Linked DNA regions of Homo sapiens: region 1 is linked to region 2. A link is an interaction called in ENCODE POLR2A ChIA-PET data of the cell type or tissue named here. Cell type or tissue: GM12878. All regions are shown on one strand. Each heading gives the region's core, and the rest is flanking DNA. Links, peaks and the distances in the headings are about the cores only.

Region 1 (8,493 bases), core at 3,815-6,314, 80 kb before region 2:
GCATTGTGGAATGTGCATCATTTATGATCAGATGGGATTCCTTCTATAGCGCTTTTCTCATCTCAAGTCAAGTGAAGGGCTCCAACTTAATCATTTGTACAGACTGGTGCACGTGAAAGAAGGAGACTTGCAAATGTTCCCTGTTTAGTTAACTGAATCAGTAATGAACTTCCGAATCTGTTTCTGTGCCAATGTTGGGCAGATAGGAGAAAAATGGAGAGAGATGGTAGGGAGGGTCAGTGGAGCACCTACATTCTCGCCTTTCAGCCCAGGTGGGGTACATGAATGTTCTGTAGATAAAAAAGACTCTCTCTCTCTATATATATATATGAGATGGAGTTCTGCTCTTGTGGCCCAGGCTGGAGTGCAATGGTATGATCTTGGCTCAGTGCAACCTCTGCCTCCTGGGTTCAAGCGATTCTCCTGCCTCAGCCTCCCAAGTAGCTGGGATTACAGGCATGCGCCACTATGCCCAGCTAATTTTATCTTTTTAGTAGAGATGGGGTTTCAACCATGTTGGTCACGCTGGTCTCAAACTTCTGACCTCAAGTGATCCATCTGCCCTGGCCTCCCAAAGTGCACGGATTACAAGGATGAGCCACCACACTCAGCCAAAACAGACCCAGTATTAAGCAGCTGGGCTTGAGCTGTTGCTGGTACCTCATCTAAGGGGGTTGGTAACAGGCTACAGTGACAAAAGCAGCAAGAGGCAGTGAGATCTCCAGGAAGCTGGAGGAAGGTGGGATGAAGGTGGAAGTACCTGAGACCTGTGCAGAACCTGACCCAGTAGAGGGGCCAGGCTAGAAGAGATGTGATAATTCCAAGGTGCTAAAGAGGAAGGGGGAATCAAAAAAGAGACAACGCTCTTTTATTTTCATTTCAGCTCCTTCCAGCCATAGTTCTGGCCAGAAATGGGGGGAAGGGGGAAATATTTTGAATCAAACTGAGTTTTAGTGACAGAAGGTGACTTGAGATTTATGGAAGAATCAAATGCATAAAGGCATGGGAAAGGAGAATTTGGCAAAAAATAGTGTGGAAAACTGTGTTTGAAGAAAAAAAATGGAAATATTTCAGGCCAATGAGGGTCTTTGATAAACCAGTTACAGCTGGATTAGAGAACTCTATGAGGCTTCACATGTTATTTTTCCTGAATTTAAACCCTGGGACTCAATATTATTTCTAACCAATCATAGGTAGCGAGGTTGAAAGGGAGACTACAGAGACCTGATTGGTGTTTTTACCACCTGGACCTGGAAGCACTGTCATTGACAGATCCCAGGTGTAGGCAGAAAGGGCAGGGGATCCGGGTGCAAAAGAATGAGCCTTGCCTTGTTTTTGAAGTTTCCGTTGAACCAAGCTGATGAGACATCTACCTGTTGTTCTAGTTACTGTTAGTGCATAAAAAATTACCCAAAATTTGGTGGCCAAAAACAATAATTTATTTTGCTCACGATATTGTGGATTAAGAATATAGAGAGGGCAGTTCTTGCTAAAAGTTTTAAATGCAATTGCAGTCAAGTTGTTAGCTGGGGCTGCAGTTATATGAAGGTTCACCTGGGCTGGCTGCTCACCACAGCTTTCCCACATGGCTCGTAGTGGACGTCTGCTGCCAACTGGGAGCTCAGCTGGAGCTGTGGACTTGAGGGTGCACACATGTGTGACCTCTCCATCACAGCAGTCTCAGGGTAGTTGAACTTCAGGCATGACTGCTGGCTTTTTCAGAACCAAGAGGAAGTAGAAAGCTTTGTTTGATCACACCTTAGAATAATTGGTTACAAGTATATCATTAAGACCAGCCTGAATTCAAGGAGAGAGGTATAAGCCTCATCTCTCAATGGGAAGTTGTCAAAGAGTTTGTGGACATGTTTTAAATCTATCACCCTGTGAAAAGCCAAAAATACTGCTCCAATCAAAAAAAAATTCTTATATTTTGGCCAAAGTTCCATTTCCTAAGGATTGTGGGGAGGGGGAAGGAAAGTTTTTGTGAACTCGGGCAAGTCATTTTAACTCGCTGATTTTCAGTTTTCTCTTACCAAAATGAAAGCAAAAATGCCTACTTTATTGTGCTATTGTTTAATGGGGTGAGGTTGGTGGCTCATGCCTGTAGTTCCAGGTACTCAGGAGGCTGAGGCAGGAGGACTGCTTGAGCCCAGCAGTTGGAGACTGCAGTGAGCTGTGATTACACCACTGCACTCCAGCCTGGGCAATAGAGTGAGACCCTGTCTCAAAAAAATCATTGCACTTTTGTAAATTTAAATGAAAAGACAGTGTCTAATATATAGTAGCTCTTATTATTTACTCATATTACATGAGGTATCCAAAGAGAATTTCTCGCAAGATATAATGAAGAAGATTTGTATATTGGAAGCTTTCATTTATGGTTGGAGAAAAACTGCTAAAGATTTGTAATTTTGAATGAACATTGGCATAAATAGAAAGCCAGCGCGCAGAGCAGAGAAGGCTGATATTTTTATGCTAAGCTGTAGAAATCAGGAAATGTGTGATAAGGTTATCTGAAAAATAGATTCAGAGAAACCACAGAGAGAGGAAGGGGAAATCAAAGTGAACATTGATGAATGTGGGTAAGGATATTGTGTGTTGGGGAAGCATCTTAGTTCTTCCATTTAATACACATGTGATGTTTGAAGCACTCTTATGAAAAGTCATCTTTCATGTTAAGTGGAGATCATGTATTTGTAACATTTCCATTTGGTAGTCATATCTCTAGCTATTAAAAATCACATTGTGATAAAATACTCTTTTGATAGGTGCTGACTGTAAAATCATATGGTAGACATTTTCTGCAATGTAGCATGATTTAATAGAATTGGGAAAATAATGTTTTTATATTTCTATTATAAATAACATTCATATAGATAATCTTACCAGTTGCTATCAATACAGGGAATTCTTGTTTCAATTAATTAGTTAAAATTTTCATTGTTTTTGTGCTTTACTGTAATATTGCTACTGTTATTTGAAACACATTACATTTGTATAAGCACATGTAGCAATGCCAAAAATATTGGGGTGCCTACTCTGTGCAGGGGTTTACATTAGTTGTTGCATATTTCCAATTCATAATTTTGTGTTTTTTGTATTCCTGTCATTATGGTATACTTTGTTGTTTTTGCATAGATTTTATAGTCTTTTTCCAGGTTTTAGGTTTGGTAATAGAAATACTTCTATCTCATCAATTTCAAGTCTACTTTCAGAAATATTTCAGGAAGGCAAACTGCATTCTTAACAAGAGACTATGTTTTCGTTCTTTGGAAATGGGAAGATAATTAAGACCCATATTCTGTCCTCAGGTAGCTAATAGAGTACACTAGTGTATTAGCCTATTAGCCATGGCATTTTCAATTGCAAGAAATCTAAGGCAAAAGGGAATTTTAGATCTTACAATTAGAAATACCGTAGAGTTGTTCACATTATGAAAAATAAGTTACAGGATTAGGGAAGAGCTTATGTTCAAATAGTTCAAAGCAGCAATGGACGTATTTTGTATTGAAAATTCCAAAGATGATCATAAAGATGACTCCTTGGCACTTGCTCCCAAATGGATTCATCCTTTTATTCATTCAGTCTTTCATCCATCCAGTACTTACTGAACTCCCATATTTGCCAGGCATTTGGTGCTAGAGATAGAGAGGTGAATAAGACCAAGTTTTGCCCTTATGAGAGCAACAGTCTAATCTAGGGAGATGACAGACAGCAAAATCAATGAAGAGATAATGAAGGGCCACCTAGGGATCATTCCTATTAAGCTGGTATAAGTTGGTTTAAACTAGATAATGAAAGAAGGTCTTTCTGAAGCGGTGCCTTTGAACCTGAGATTTGACTGACATCTCTGCGAAGATCTGGGAAAGTCTTCAGGTGGAGGGTAGAGCAGGTGTAAGACCCTAGGAAAGTGGGAGCTTGGTAGTATTTCACAAACAGTGAGGAGGTGGGAGTAAATTCAGCACTTTATGAAGTTTTGTGCATTCTTCAGTGTTGTTGGCATCAGTGAGTGTGCGATAGCTAGAAACAGGTCAATAAATTATTCATGATCAAAATGAATTTGCTGTTTCTCTGGCCACATTATTGCACCCTTGGGAAGTGGTTAGTTTGCCCCACCTGGACCAAAGGAGAGTTCCTTACCCAAGAACCTGAATCAATATGTTTTAGTTTAGCTATGTTTTTCCACAAGCTCTTAAGCTCTTTAATTCCATAAAGACAATTATCACTCCTAGACTTAATCATTTTTCTCTTAGCCTCTGTGTTACCTTCTTTAATCTTATTCAAGACTTGTTTCCTCCAGTCCCTTATTGTTTTGCCATTAAGCCTTATCAATATTTGCTTGGAGCTATATTTAATATATTCACGTTCTTTTTCTATTCTCTCTCATTTTTTCTGTGCAAGGCCAAATGTAAATGTCACGAAATTATCAGAATCTTGAATTTTGATGTCACATTTATGTTTTCTATCATAATGACTTCTTTTAAAGAATAAGGGTATATATCTCTTATGAATGCTTCTTATTTTTAAGTTATAATGTTTCTGCCTTTTAAATTAGAGGTGGTAGGATGGTAATATGCCTATGTTAAATTTGCTTTTCTACTAGATGTGTTTCCTAACTGCTCCAATCTACTCTTGCCTATACTGTAATGTTCCATGCTGTAACCAGATAATTCTTTCTGAAATACAAATTTGACCACGCCATAATTCTGCCTAAAATGTGTTGATGATTTCACATTCTTTTTGGGTAAAGATCAGCTCCTTACATGGCCTACAAAGCCTCAATGAAATAGACTCAGCAGCAGGGAGGCTCCTCTCTGACCAAATCCCTTCTCACTTCACCAGTTTCCATTCACTGACCTTTTCCTCCTTAGTTTCTGTTCTCCATGCCAGTCTGAAAACAGAGAATTTGCATGTACTCATTTGTCGTGTTCACTACATTTTTTTCCCTCCTTGACTAACTAACCTATACATCCTCCCAAATCTCAATTCAATGATCACTTCATGACAGTCACCATCTCTGGATAGATTGTTAAAAGCAGATCTAGACAGAGTACCACATGCAATTTCTGGTCACCCTAAAACATTATACATGCACACACAGTGCATACACACATATACCCCACACACATTCCAGGTAATATTCAGAAATCTTACTATTTTAATAGGAATGTGTTTGCCTAAGTTGAACCATGCTCAAAAAAAGAACATTCCAAATTATTAAGCTGACTAAAGCTGTCTTTAAACAGCAGAATACATATACCCACTGTTCAGATTAGCTAAATGGGGAAATAACTGCTTTTCAAGGTTATTAACCCACAATATTCTAATCTCAGATGCTGTACTAGAACAGTCTGGCACAGTTACTGTTTGGTTTATTTTTTTACTCTAGTGAGCTGTAGGCTGACACGTTACCAATAGCTTCTTTTCATTGTAAGCAGCATACAGTGTGATGCTCAAAGTGTAAACAGGATAATTTTTACCATTTTCAGGAGCATCTAAGTCATCTACAGTTGGATAACTTTTTTCCACAATTTGTGAAATACAGGTGTATCTGTCAAAACTGATGCACAATTTTCTCTGTTTCTTTTATCTGTATAATGACTTACCCAATTCCTAGTGTGCAAGAAATATTATTGATGTCTTATTGAATCCTGTTGCTTTCTGTATATACTACTGTGATCTTGGTGGCATCTTCATTTATTATTCTGGTGGACGCATGTAGCTTACTATCAGTGTTTTTATGAGACAAGAAGCAATATCTCTCTTTTCTAACTAAGCATTTAGACAGTAAATTCTCTTTGCATGGATAGCAGTGTGGTCCTACTCACCACTGCAACTTCGTTGCCTAGCATGGCACCAGCACACAGTTGAAACTTCATTCTTGAAACAGCCTGTGGGTTAGGGATATTCTACCTATTTACTAGTGATGAAACTGCCCCTTAAAGGAATGGGTGAGTGATTGCCCAAGTGTACACAGCTGCTAAGTGGTAGGGGTCAGGCTCTTAGTCGCAGTGTGGCTCATTATCTAGCATTTGCTAACATGTTATGGAGGCATTTTGCTACTTTAAAATAATTTATTTATTCAAACTTCATATTCACTGGTCAGATTTCCCTTGTCAGACTGAGAAAAGAAACCACTCATTTGCAGGACAGTAGCAAACATCTTACTTGCATTCCAGTTGTGTATGGGTTCTTTTAAACTTCATAATATTCTTTTCTTATTCCTCTTGCTATATATTGATGGCAACCGTAGGCCTAGGTTTACCACATCTCTATAGAACAAAGCCATATCTTATGAATTGTTTTAGGTGCTATCTGGACTGACACAGTTTTGTTACCTATAGCAAAATATTTACTGCTTTGTTGCAGAGAAAGCTAGCAGATGGTTTTCATGACATCATAGGCAGGGAAGAGTAGACATGTAGGGTCCACATGTTTGGCCTTTTTTCCAAGAGTCTAACTTCATATATTCATGAGAATTTTGAATGAAGAATTCAATAAACTTGTTATTGTTCTATAATGAGAAATCTTTATTTGCTGAAAACAAAGCCTATTACTGTGTTCTAAAGAATAGATCTCAGTCTGAAAAGAATGCTAGTGCAAAGATAAACTTACATAAAAAAACTAGTATAAAATTTAAATATTATTAGCAATCATGATTAAGGATATTATTAATTGTATATATATACTATGTGCCAAACAATTGGCTAAGTAGTTTATATTTTACCTTATTTAATCCTTAAAACCCTTTTAACATATGAAAAAACTTAGAACTTGAATGTTTAAGAAGGTAATTTTTGTTCTAAAAACTAATAATTAGAAGAGTTGGGGTTAAAGATATGTTGAACTCTAAAGTCGAAATTATTATTGTTTATATTATTCTTTTAAAAATTAAGATAAATATTATATATTCATTGTCATGATTACTTTTATAATATATTTTTCCGACCTGTCTAAAATGCTGTGAAGGTAAAGATCATTATGTCTGTTTAATTCACCACTATATTAAAAGTATTATATTGCACCACCAATCATATTGTATATGATTTGTGTCCATTGTAGATACTCAATAAAATATATCAAATGAATCAACTTGAGCTTTGAAGGTTGGGATTGTCACAACATTAAGAGTGTTATAACCTTTCTTCTCAGACATTTTTGAGGAGTTGGAGATAGGAAACTGCAGAGTTTAGCCTGTTTGGAAGAAAGCTGGTGTTTTATAGTTTGCAGCATGATTGGAATCCAGTGACTCAACTGCCTTTGACCATGAGGTTTCAATAAGAGGCAAGAAGAACTTCAGTTCCAAGGAAAATCTCCTGATTAAAAGAGTCGTACACTGATCTCAAAAAGACTTCAATGGCAGCATGGCATGGAGTTCAAGAGTATGGGCTCTGGGGCTGGGCACGGTGGCTCACACCTGTAATCCCAGCACTTTGGGAGGCCGAGGGGGGCGGATCACGAGGTCAGGAGATTGAGACCGTCCTGGCTAACAGGGTGAAATCCCTTCTCTACTAAAAATACAAAAAATTAGCTGGGCATGCTGGCCGGCACCTGTAGTCCCAGCTACTCAGGAGGCTGAGGCAGGAGAATAGCGTGAACCTGGAAGTCGGAGGTTGCAGAGAGCCGAGATCATGCCACTGCACTCCAGCCTGGGTGAAAGAGGAAGACTCCGTCTCCTAAAAAAAAAAAAAAAAAAAAAAAAAAGAGTATGGGCTCCGGGCCAGATTATCCGGGTTCCATTCTAAAGCACTCCACTTATTAGCTGGTGACTTTTCAAATGACTTCTCTATACCCAAATGATCTCATCTGAAAATTGGAGATAATGATTGTACCTGCCTCATAGGATTATTATTATTAAGATTAAATGAATTACTGATAAAATACTTAGAACAGTGCCTGATACACAATATGTGTTATGTAGTGTTTGTTACATGAGTATTCATTCTAAAAAGTCTTTTAAAATATAAAGTAAATGCTTATAGATTTTTTTTAAAAAATTATGCATCTGCTTGAAAACTAAAGGATATTATTTGATAAAGTGCTAAGATGTTCTCAGTGCTAGAATTATATAATAGTAGCCACATCCTGGAACCATAAAGGCATTCTTAAGGAAGTTTATATTTAAAAAAGCAAAATAAAGAGCCAGGAATGAGTAACTAGTGCACAGACTGTGAAACCAGAGGATAATATTCTATATCTGTAAATACACATAACATTAAAATCCTTAATTTGACAACTGGCAGAAGAACACAGCATTGAATCTTGTATATTTTCATTTTCTCTTTCTCTTCTCTACCACATTCATTTCCATGTTACTTTTATCCTTTTCAGAATGACCAATTGCTTCCGTTTTAAACTATACTCACTGTACTTGGGATTTATTTCTCTTACCTTATACTGGAAAAAAATGCAAAAAAAGGGCATTCAGAACTTACGTGTCATTTTTATATTGCGAATTCAAGGAAAATAAATATTTTTGTGACTTTATTTCTA
Region 2 (10,500 bases), core at 3,807-6,306:
TACTTTCCGCTTTTAAAAAAATGTTTATTTATTTAACTATTTTTTGCAGGCCAACTCCACAGGTTGATTGGAACAAAATTGGTGGTGACTTACCAAAGGGGAGAGAAACAAAAGAAAATTATGGCAAGACTTTGAAGATAGAGAATGTCTCCTACCAGGACAAAGGAAATTATCGCTGCACAGCCAGCAATTTCTTGGGAACAGCCACTCACGATTTTCACGTTATAGTAGAAGGTACCTTTCCCATGTTGGTCTATTTCTCTGCTTTTCAAAAAAGTAACTGTATACATGTAGTAGGCCTTGCTTCTAAATCATACATGTTAAAACAGGTCAGCAGTTTCAACTTTTAATTGTAGTGCGGGCATTGAATTATATTACACTTCAACTAAGCAGGTTTGTCATTTACGCCCCAAAATGACATAGAAGGGACAAATGACAAGAAAAGATCTCATGTTAGGGATTAAACACAGACAGTTTACATGATTTATTCAAATAGTCATTAAAGCTAGTCTCCTAAATTATTTTTATTGTAATACACATATACATTTCATAATATTAAATCATAAAAGCAGCAGTAAGGATTATGATGAAAGGAAGTATTAAAATGAGCCTGGAAGAAAGCTTGGATTTAACTTGCTGTGCCCTTTGCCATTTATTTCACTCTCCGTACCTCAGGCTCTTCACCAAAGAAGTGAAAGAGGCAGGCAAATTGTTGTGTCAGCTCTTTCCTGCATATAACACTTTTGTAATCCATATCTTGGGTTCAGATGATAAATTCAGTATGTTACTTACAGGCAAAAAAGAATAGACTGTATGCTATAATATTAATTCTCTCAAAAAGTGCAAAAACATTATATTCAAGTCATCTTCTCTCTGTAAATTCAGAGATTTTGATCAATCAAGGTTTTATTGGTATTAGTTACATTTATAGGAATAAGTAGGCAAAGATGATACCATTTAAATGTGGAATGTAGTTATTAGTGCTGTGACTGGCTGATGTGAAGTTTGTCTAGTCCTCTGAATGTGATTGACACAGACTATTTTCTGTGGATCCAATCACACTGAGGCTTTCTATCTACAATGTAGTTGACCGTATTGATCAAATTAATGGAATGATGACTGCATTTGTACTTATTTAGTGCAGTGTAAGCTTAGCTACTGAAAGGAATTATTCTTTTTAGACTACAATTTAGTGAACTAGTGCTCTAGGCACCCATTAATATTCCAGTAAAGTTCACCTCTTAAAACTTTAGTTTCCACAAGGAACACCTAAGTAATGGCCTGTTGTTTAAATTAATGGAAAAAAAAAAGGACTCAGACACAAATTCTCCTCCCAAGTAAATGTTAACACAGTTGATTTAGGCAAACCCCTGTTTGGAATAACACTGCATTTCCAAGCCTTCTCCATAATGCATATTATTATTTAAGGTAGGAAGAATAGAAAACCGAAGTTGAGAATTTTATTTTCTTTGACTTGACAAAAGCAAAACTTATATAGATATGCATTAACGTCAACATCTGCCAAACAGTGATATATTCCTTTGACATTAAATTATTCACAAAGAAATTCAAGGAAGAAGAGTTTGAAAGATTTATGTTATGTATATTTTTAGTCATCATTTGATGTTTCTATATAATTTGGCTACATCGTGCAACAGGGGTATTTTTCTGTAACCCCCTCCTCCCCTCCCTGGCACACACACACCCACGAACCAGACATATCTAATTGTTAGATTCTCCTCCAAGTTGCTGACTATTAGAAACACTTCCAGATGGCTGGAACATAGCTACGGTAGCTGAATATTTTAACAATCTGGCCACAGTTTTCTTGACTATAAAACCAAACCTTTCAAAAGAATTGCAAGGGTTGCAAAAAACGAAATCAAAGATGTAACATTAATTATGCAATTTAAAATGTTGACTATAGGACTCCAAAGGAATATAGATTTCCTGAACAAATTGTTCTCACTACTCATAAAACAGCTATTAGCACTATTGAGATGTAAATGATGTTTTTATGAAGAACTTTTAATCCTCTCTCTTTAGTAAGAAACTATTAAATGTACCTTCAGTTGTATGTTTTTGAAGTTTCTCTTTACCTATACACATGAAAAACAAATTGAGCTTAAGAAGTCTTTACTTTTTTTTCTAAAGTGTGGAGGTAATAAATAAAAACTTTGTTAATCATCTGGATGGATGAGCTCGTGTTTATTCAATTTTTTCTGCCTTCCTGCACCCTCTCCTTTTCCTTTTTTGTCTCTTTTTTAGAAGCCCACATTAAATAATAAGGATTTGCCATGTGAGAAAATAGCAATGCTATTGTATATTTTGAAAATCTACTCCATTCTGAAAACACCCATTGTGCTTAAGTAAAATCATGGATTCGATTGGATTCTTTCTGTATGTGCAATGTCTTTCCTATTACCAAACATAATATAATCAAATACTATGAGCTTGTAATTTAGGTTGCAACATCCTAAATATAAAATCAGACTGCACTTCAAATCCTATAATATGTATGAGCAAAAGCAGCCAGGATGTCTTGACTAGGTACAACTGTATATTCTAAATATCTAAGATATGATTAATTACACATTCAATAAAAAGAGATATATTATAGTGACATCTAAAACAGTCTACATCCAGAAATCAAAATATAATCACAATCACATTTCAATAGACTATTTAAAAATAAGCTCCCACCAATAATTTTTATGTTGTCAACTTTTGAATTATTTAAAGCCTTTGAATTTTAGTAAGTGAAATAGGAAAGCATTTATATGTAATTATAGAGCCATAGTATAATCCAAAATGTTTTTGCATTTTCAAAGGTTGTCATAAAATCAAATGCAACTCAGTCATTAATATACTTGAGAAATCCTTGTTTTCAAATAACAAACCTATTTCTAAAATGTTGCGATTAAATCCAATTTTTGTTGAACCTAACAAGTTTTGATTTATTAAAATATAGATTTTAATAAGAACCTGTGAAGAAACAGTTTTACTAAAAATAACCAGTGTTGTATGTTCTATAGGTACCAAGTTTGTTTTATTTTGTTTTTTTCCTAGTGATAAACATCTCTATTTAGCTTGCTTAATATATAGTCCCAATGTTCAGACATTTGCATCTGTTTCCAGCAACATGAGAAATATTTATCATCTTATTTTTGTATTTACAATTATGAGAAAATGCATAAAGTTTCAACATAAGCAATTTTCATCTGTTACCATATGTCTTAGGATAATAGATAAAAGAATGGGTTTCTATGAGGATGGTATTTTTCCTCAGAATTTTTGGTTTTAAGGCTCAAGAAGCAGCTGTTTCTGAGCAGAACAAGCTTGACTCAAGTCCCTCCCAATATTACATGATTCAGGACCAGCTTACTTCTATAGGAGAAATGGATGAAAAGCATTAAAGTAAATTTTCAAGCAATTATAAAGAAAGCTTATAAAGAAGGGTTAAGGTAAAGTATAGTGAGGAAGCCTAGTGAATGCTCAGAACTTCTTGAGTCAGTTGATAAATATTGGGGGAGCTTGGATTTGGAAGCATAAATTGGGCTGGCCTTCTTTCCTGTCTTTGATACAAATTCATAAGATAACACTAAATTAGAAACAAAAACCACATGACTTCAGAGTCTAAATGCTGCTCATCCATAGTTGCTGTGTATTTATCTGTGGAATGGCGAGAACAGGAACTGGAGCTTCCTTTGCTGGTGGGCCTGGGCAAGTTAGGCAACTTCTCCAAAGCTCAGCCCTCTGTCTGTAAGATGAAAGGATTGGATGACGTGATAATTTGGAACCTCTTTCAGTAATACTAATATTACTAATAGTCCTAATAGTAAATATCCTAATGGCAATAGTAATTATTCAAGAAGATTTACAGAAATATCATTATTGCTTGATTTTCTTTATTTCTGCATACGTTGAAAGCAATAGTTGTAATTTTCTATTATAAATATGATATGCCATAATGTTCATGTTCATGGAATATTTTTCTCTAACTTACAGATATTTAGTTTTATATTGGTTGTATTAAAATAACCAGAAAAAAAGTAAGGATATCATTAAAAAAATGCAAAATAGACAAAAATAAACCTTCACCTCAGAAAATGATCGCAGTTTATAATTTGGACTAGTGTATTTTAAACCAAGTGACTAAACATTTACAGGTAGTACAGCTTATGAATACAGATATTTAACTTGGAATTTAACAATTAAGTCCACACCCTGTGGAGTAATTACAAAGGCACTTATCTCACTTGGACTTGAACTTGAACTTGCCAAGGCTAGTTGTGTACTTTTGTTTCCTCTGATGAACTTACAGTTCTTTCCTTTTTACATAATCCTCTTTTTCTTCCTTTACTTAGAAAAATTTTAATGATATTTTTTCATTGTATACATACATATATCTTTGAAGACTTTCGTTTTTAGCTAAAAATGGAAATCTAAAATATCTTTGGGGAAATAACCAAACTACACTTGATGGGAGTTGCTACCTGCAGGTTTTGTGCAATTTTCTCTGAAATCAAATTATCCAAACCATCAACACTTTAATCTAAACCTTTTAGTTACCCCTGACATAGCAATATTCATGAAGTTATAAAACATAGAGTTATAAAAACATGGAAATCCAGTAAAATGTGTCATCTGTTTCTGACATACTTTGTAGTATTGTTACACTGGAGCATTAGGGCATAGAAAGATACAGGTAATTTTAAGGTATATTTTGCTGCATTGTTTTGACTGCAGAAAGCTAAACACTGCTTTTGGGCTTCTCTCTCTCCCCTCTTACAAAAAAACTCTAGGAAATAATATTTTTCAAGTAGATTATATGTATAAATGCTATAAGATCACTAAGAAATATTCAAAATAAGCATTAAATATTTTAATTAGTTTTATTTTTAAAATTCTTACAATATAATTCTTGTGTATCCACCTTTTTAGATGCCATGCTGCAGCTTGAAAATAACCTGTAGTGAGCTCTAAATAAACTCACCATCTGCTTATTCTTCCCTCATTTTTTCCTAGTGGGGTAGCTACTTGTATAGCTAAATAAAATGGTTGTATATAACTATTTTCAGTATGTTGATGTATGATACATGCTGAGTCCAAATTAAACACAAGCACACACACACACACACACACACACACCATACAACACAAAAGCAGCTCCCACCTTGCTTTGCAGAGCAAGTTTACCAAAAAGAGCTACTATGAAACCCTTTGTGGTGTCTGCCCTCTGCTGGTGCAAAGTAGAAATACAGGCCTTAACATTTTTGGACTTTTTGACATAGATAACATCTCTCATGAGCTCTTCACTTTACATCCAGAGCCTCCTCGCTGGACAAAGAAGCCTCAGAGTGCTGTGTATAGCACCGGAAGCAATGGCATCTTGTTATGTGAGGCTGAAGGAGAACCTCAACCCACAATCAAGTGGAGAGTCAATGGCTCCCCAGTTGACAGTAAGTTTAAAAACCAATTGCAATGCAATGCTGAAGGCCCTGGTTTGACGGGATTAATGATGGTCAGACGTGTGTAAAATGAAGTTGGTATGTGGTTGGATTAGCAGGACAGATACAACCAGCAAATCAGAGATTGTTTATTTCTAAGCAATTTGGTTGTTAAGACTTGATATTCATGGAAGAGCCATAAATAATATTTATACTGCCTGTGCCCTCTTATAAATTATATATAAGAATAAAGATTTTTAATTTTTAAAAAGAAAATTGAATGAGAAAGAGGATGCATCCAAGGAAAAAAGCCAATTATTGTTCCTGTCCCTGAGAAGAAACAGAACAGTAGCCTAGCAGCTGAGGGCACAGGTTCAAAGTCAGGACCTCCTTTAGGCTCAGGCAACAGCAACACCTGTCCTGGGCTCTGCCCTTTTAAGGGACTTGCTCTGATCACCCTCTGGTCCCGCTTGTCTCCATGATTTGAAAGCATCCTCAGGGAAAAGGAGGCATCCCAAGTCTGAACATGGTCCCATTACTGCCTATTTGCTACCAACCTCAAGCACAAAGACCTGAAAATCCCCATGCCCGGTCCACCCTGAGCCCACTCCAAATGGGCTGGGCGGGGAAAGACAGGAATGGCCCAGCACTGAGGGCCAACTCTCCCCATTTCACCATGCTCAGCATAGAGCTCCAAGGAGTCCCCAAATCTTCCACTGGAACCTAGAGCTCAGATTATTTTGGATGTCCTTGTTCAGGAAGAAGGATAGAACATATTTTTACGTGTCAATTGCTTAATTAAGAGCAGGTACGATAGTGGCTTCCATTTGTCCTTTTGCTCTGGGGCCTGCACAAGTCAAGGGTGAGCCACTTGGTGGATAACAGACCTCGGGTCCCGTCTAGGATGTGCACCTTGCCAGCTGTTTCATCTTGAGGTGTTTTCTGAATCTCCCCAAGCTTACGTTTTTTAAACTGCAAAATGGAGATAGTGGCGGTTGGTTGTGCTTGAATGAAAAAAAATGTGGCCAGCTGCCTAGGGCAGTGATTCATCTGTAGAGCACTGTGATGGTTTATAAACTCTGGAGCCAGACTGCCTGGGTTTGCATACTGACTCTACCACTTACTAGCTGCGTGACGGGGAGTATCACTGACCCTCTTCAAACCCATTTCTTCATCAGTAAATTGGGATAAAAATAACACTGACTCACGGGGTTGTTTTGTGGATTAAAGGAAACATCATGCAGAGAATGCTTAGCACGGGGACTGCCACAAAAACAGCCCCCCGTAAGGTATGGTTGGTTGGTATTGTTTTCCCATAACAGACACTCAGGAAACCTTAGTCCTCATTATTAACTATCTTCAGATTTGGGATTTTTCTCTTCATCTCTTTAGGGAACAGAATAAAAAATGAAAAATAATAATGAGGTTTTGGGTAGACGAAGGGAAATGAAAGCAACTTTTGTTTATAATGAATGTTCAGGTTACAAAAGTAAGGAACGCAGATTCTCCGGAACACAAAATCATAAAATATTATATTTGGATGGTATTTGGCTGTTTACAAAAGACATTCACAAATTACTTAGAATCCTCAAAAGAACTTTATAAAGGAGGTGCTATTATTCATATTTAACTGATTCGTTCATTCAATAATATTTATGGGGTACTTTCTATGTTCCCGGCACTGGACTTCATGCTTGAGATATACAACAGTGAATAAAATGGATGGAATCCTTGCTCTCCTGCCATTAGACAAATAACACATGAGTGTGTGCTATGGTGTGATAAAGCAGAAAATAGCTGGGTAAGGGCAGTGCCTGAAAGAGGTTCAGGACCCAGAGTTGCAATCTTAAGATCATAATAGTAAGACCCCTGTGGTAATTTACCTTTGAGTGGAGATGGGAAGGAAGTGAGGAAGTCAGCCACCTAAATAGCAGGGAAAGTGCTGTCTCAGTGGAGAGGTGTGTTGAGGAGGAGAAAAGAGGTGAGTGTGACTGAAGCTGAGGGAGTGCAAGGGGCAGCCCTAGGCCACCAGATCCGCCAGCAGGGGAAGGGGCCAGAGCTCAGGTAAAGATGAACATCGAAGTAGGGCCTTGGGATTTTGAGAATACACTAGGCAGCTCTTGGAGAATTTTAAGCAGAAGAGTGACACAATCTAATTTACATTTTTACAAGGTATTTTCCTGGCCTTTGAATGGAGAATGGACTGTGTGATTGATACTAGGTAGGAGGCCATCTGAGAGGCTCTGCGCTCAGGGCTAGATTGGTGGCAGTCATGGTTGGCTTCTGGATTTATTTTGAAATTGAGCCAATAGGTTTGTTAATGGATGAGGAGGTCAAGGCTGAAAATAAACTTATGCGAGACCACACAGCTGAATAATGGTAGACTTCAAACCAAAGCCAGGTGGCTGGAATCCAAGCTCGGTGTTCTGTTCACAGCTTTTGGCCCTGGCTCTACTTGTTGCCCTGCAAACAGGTCGTAAACTTTTATAGGCTGGGATATTTGATGACAGAGTGTTGGCTAGAGGATTTGAAACCTCTTTAAGCTTATTTTAGTTTTAGAGGTTATATATCCTTTCCCCATGTTATTTCAAAATTAAATCAAAATGATTGCTATTATTGATTATCGGACTAACCCTTTTCACATGCTTTGCATATGATATTTCTGAACCTCGTAGCAGCTTGAAAAATAGATTCTATTATTCTCCATTGGCAACTGAGACTCAGAGAGGTTACATTACTTACTGGAGAATGCAACCCAGGTACATTTAAAACCAGGAACTAAACCCAGGAAGGATTAACTCCAGAGCTGAAGTTTCGTCCATTTTATTGCATGATTTCTCACAGGGTTGACCAAAGACAAAACTGAGAAAGAATTTCTGAAGTATGTCAGGACTAGTGTGTTTTATAAAGACTTGGCCTTCTTGAATCCTGGGAGCTTCTGTTAGCCTTTGTCAATACACAACAATTTCCATACCCATGCCAACAGGCAGATTTAAGCAATGTTTAATTACTTAAATAAAGTATCATTTATATAGTCTAATTTCTTACTTTTGTAATGCAGTGTTAATTCAGAGCCATGCATGGATCAGACGGGATAAGGAGAACTAAATGGGAGGATGGCGTTAACTCTGAAAGTCTTAGGACCCTGAGTGGGGTGTGGAAGTGAAGAGTGGGATTAGAGACTCAGTGCTTTGCAGCATTCCTAAAGAGTTTAGCCTTTAAAAACTTGGAAGAGCTACTCATCTTGCTAATTTGCAAGAAATAAGTGATAAATTGTTCAACAGGATTGTATTAGTTTTCTAACATTGCTGTAACAAATTAAATTACCATAAACTTAGTGTCTTAAAATAGTGCATGTACACTATTTTACATTTCTGTAAAAGTCCAACACGAGTCTTGGCTAAAATCAAAATGTCAGCAGTGCCATGTCCTGGAAGTGCTTGGAGAGCATTCCTTCGTTTGCCTTTTCCAGCTTTTCCAGGCTGCCCACATTCCTGGCTCCCTTCCGCCATTTTGAAAGCCAGCTACACTGCATCTCTCTGACCATCCTTCCATGGTCACATTTCCCTCTGACCATAGCCAAGGAGGGCCTTCTGATTTTCAGGAGCTTTGTGATTACATTGAGCCCACTTGGGTCATCCAGATGTAGGAAATAATTTTCCTACCTCAATGTCCTTAATCTTAATCACATCTGCAAGTCCCTTTTTTCCATGTAAAGTAACAAAGTCATACATTCTGGGACTTAGAACGTGTACATCTTTCAGGGGCTATTGTTTTGCCTACTTACAGGGGCCTTTCAGGAATAAAGGTTACCCAACCTAACATTTTAAGTCATTCCAATAAGTATTTACTGGCTGGATTTTCTCTGGTAGCTGCTCTTTGGGCAGTGGGGACACACTGCACAACCTCACACTCAGGTCCTGCCCTTAGAGAGCTCACAGTCAAGTGAAAAAAATCTTCATTTGTGACTCCTAGGCAGAAAAAGATGTGTAAGTCTTTTATTTCAATATGTAGTATTCATGTTTTCTAGAACCTAAAGCTTAGTATAGTCATTATCTCGTATAATGGAGAGACAATCAGAAAAGTAGAATTCGATTGATTATTAATCTTGTAATGTCCTTTAAACTAAAAATTTTTGCATTTGTGCCCTTCCCTTGACATTTCCAGCTAACATGTTTTCCTTCCCACTGGATTTATATATATAAAATATATGTTATATATATATATATTATATACGGATATTATATATAATATAATAATATATATTTATATCTATATATATACTATAGATATAGATAAAGATATACACATACATAGTATCATAGCAAGGGCAGGGCTTTTAGAGTCAGAAAAGTGGCCAAATGTTGTGGGATGTGTCATCCAACTTCTCTGTAATCCAGTCCCCTCACCTTTAAAATGGCCATGTAAATGCTGATCCATCGAGTTCTGAGCAGTGTCAGTGAGATCATGCATGTGCCACATCCAGTAGAGTTTTTGGTCCTTAAATGCATCAGAAATGTTAGGTATTCTTTTTTTTCTTCCTTTTCTTTTTCTTCACTTTTATTTTAAAGTCTCTCTCCATCACCCAGTCTGGAGTGCAGTGGCGAGATCTTGGCTCACTGTAACCTCCACCTCCTGGGTTCAAGTGATTCTCCTGCCTAGCCTCCCAACTAGCTGGGGTTACAGGAGTGCACCACCACACCTGGCTGATTTTTGTATTTTTAGTGGAGACAGGGTTTTGCCGTGTTGGCTAGGCTGGTCTTGAACTCCTGACTTCAAGTGATCCATCTGCCTCAGCCTCCCAAAGTGCTGGGATTACAGGTATGAGCCACCATGCCCAGCCTCATGTTAGGTATTCTCATTTCCAAAAGATATTCCCAGAATTATACTTGGATCAGGAGTGGGGAAGGTTTTATTGCCCCAAAGTAGAAAATCTGGCCCTTTTTCTCAAGAAGAGTTTAGTCTTCCTGGGAAAATGAAATATACAAGCAATGTACATGAAGTGGTTAAATAGTGAAGCAAGGCAAATGAAATCAATGGTGCAGATCAG

The links. Peaks named below come from ENCODE experiments on the same cell type or tissue, not always from the same donor. Only the 100,000 strongest peaks of a DNase experiment are listed, where the experiment ranks them.
Region 1: POLR2A ChIA-PET joins it to region 2 with 5 read pairs; 2 of 35 experiments call an interaction of 5 or more read pairs at or near these places.

What each region holds. Positions count from the first base shown.
Region 1 is chr3:269,213-277,705 of GRCh38, forward strand. All of the region lies in intron 2 of CHL1 (cell adhesion molecule L1 like), which reads left to right. Among named protein-coding and RNA genes, the nearest start is that of CHL1-AS2, 76 kb to the left of the region's middle. In GM12878, for the core only: no CTCF peak of the experiment used is centred there; a DNase peak (open chromatin) is centred at 4,882.
Region 2 is chr3:349,310-359,809 of GRCh38, forward strand. It overlaps CHL1 (cell adhesion molecule L1 like), which reads left to right. Exons shown (of 28, transcript NM_006614.4): 10 at 50-234; 11 at 5,331-5,462. Among named protein-coding and RNA genes, the nearest start is that of CHL1-AS1, 31 kb to the right of the region's middle. In GM12878, for the core only: a CTCF peak has its summit at 5,241 (motif pointing left); a DNase peak (open chromatin) is centred at 5,222.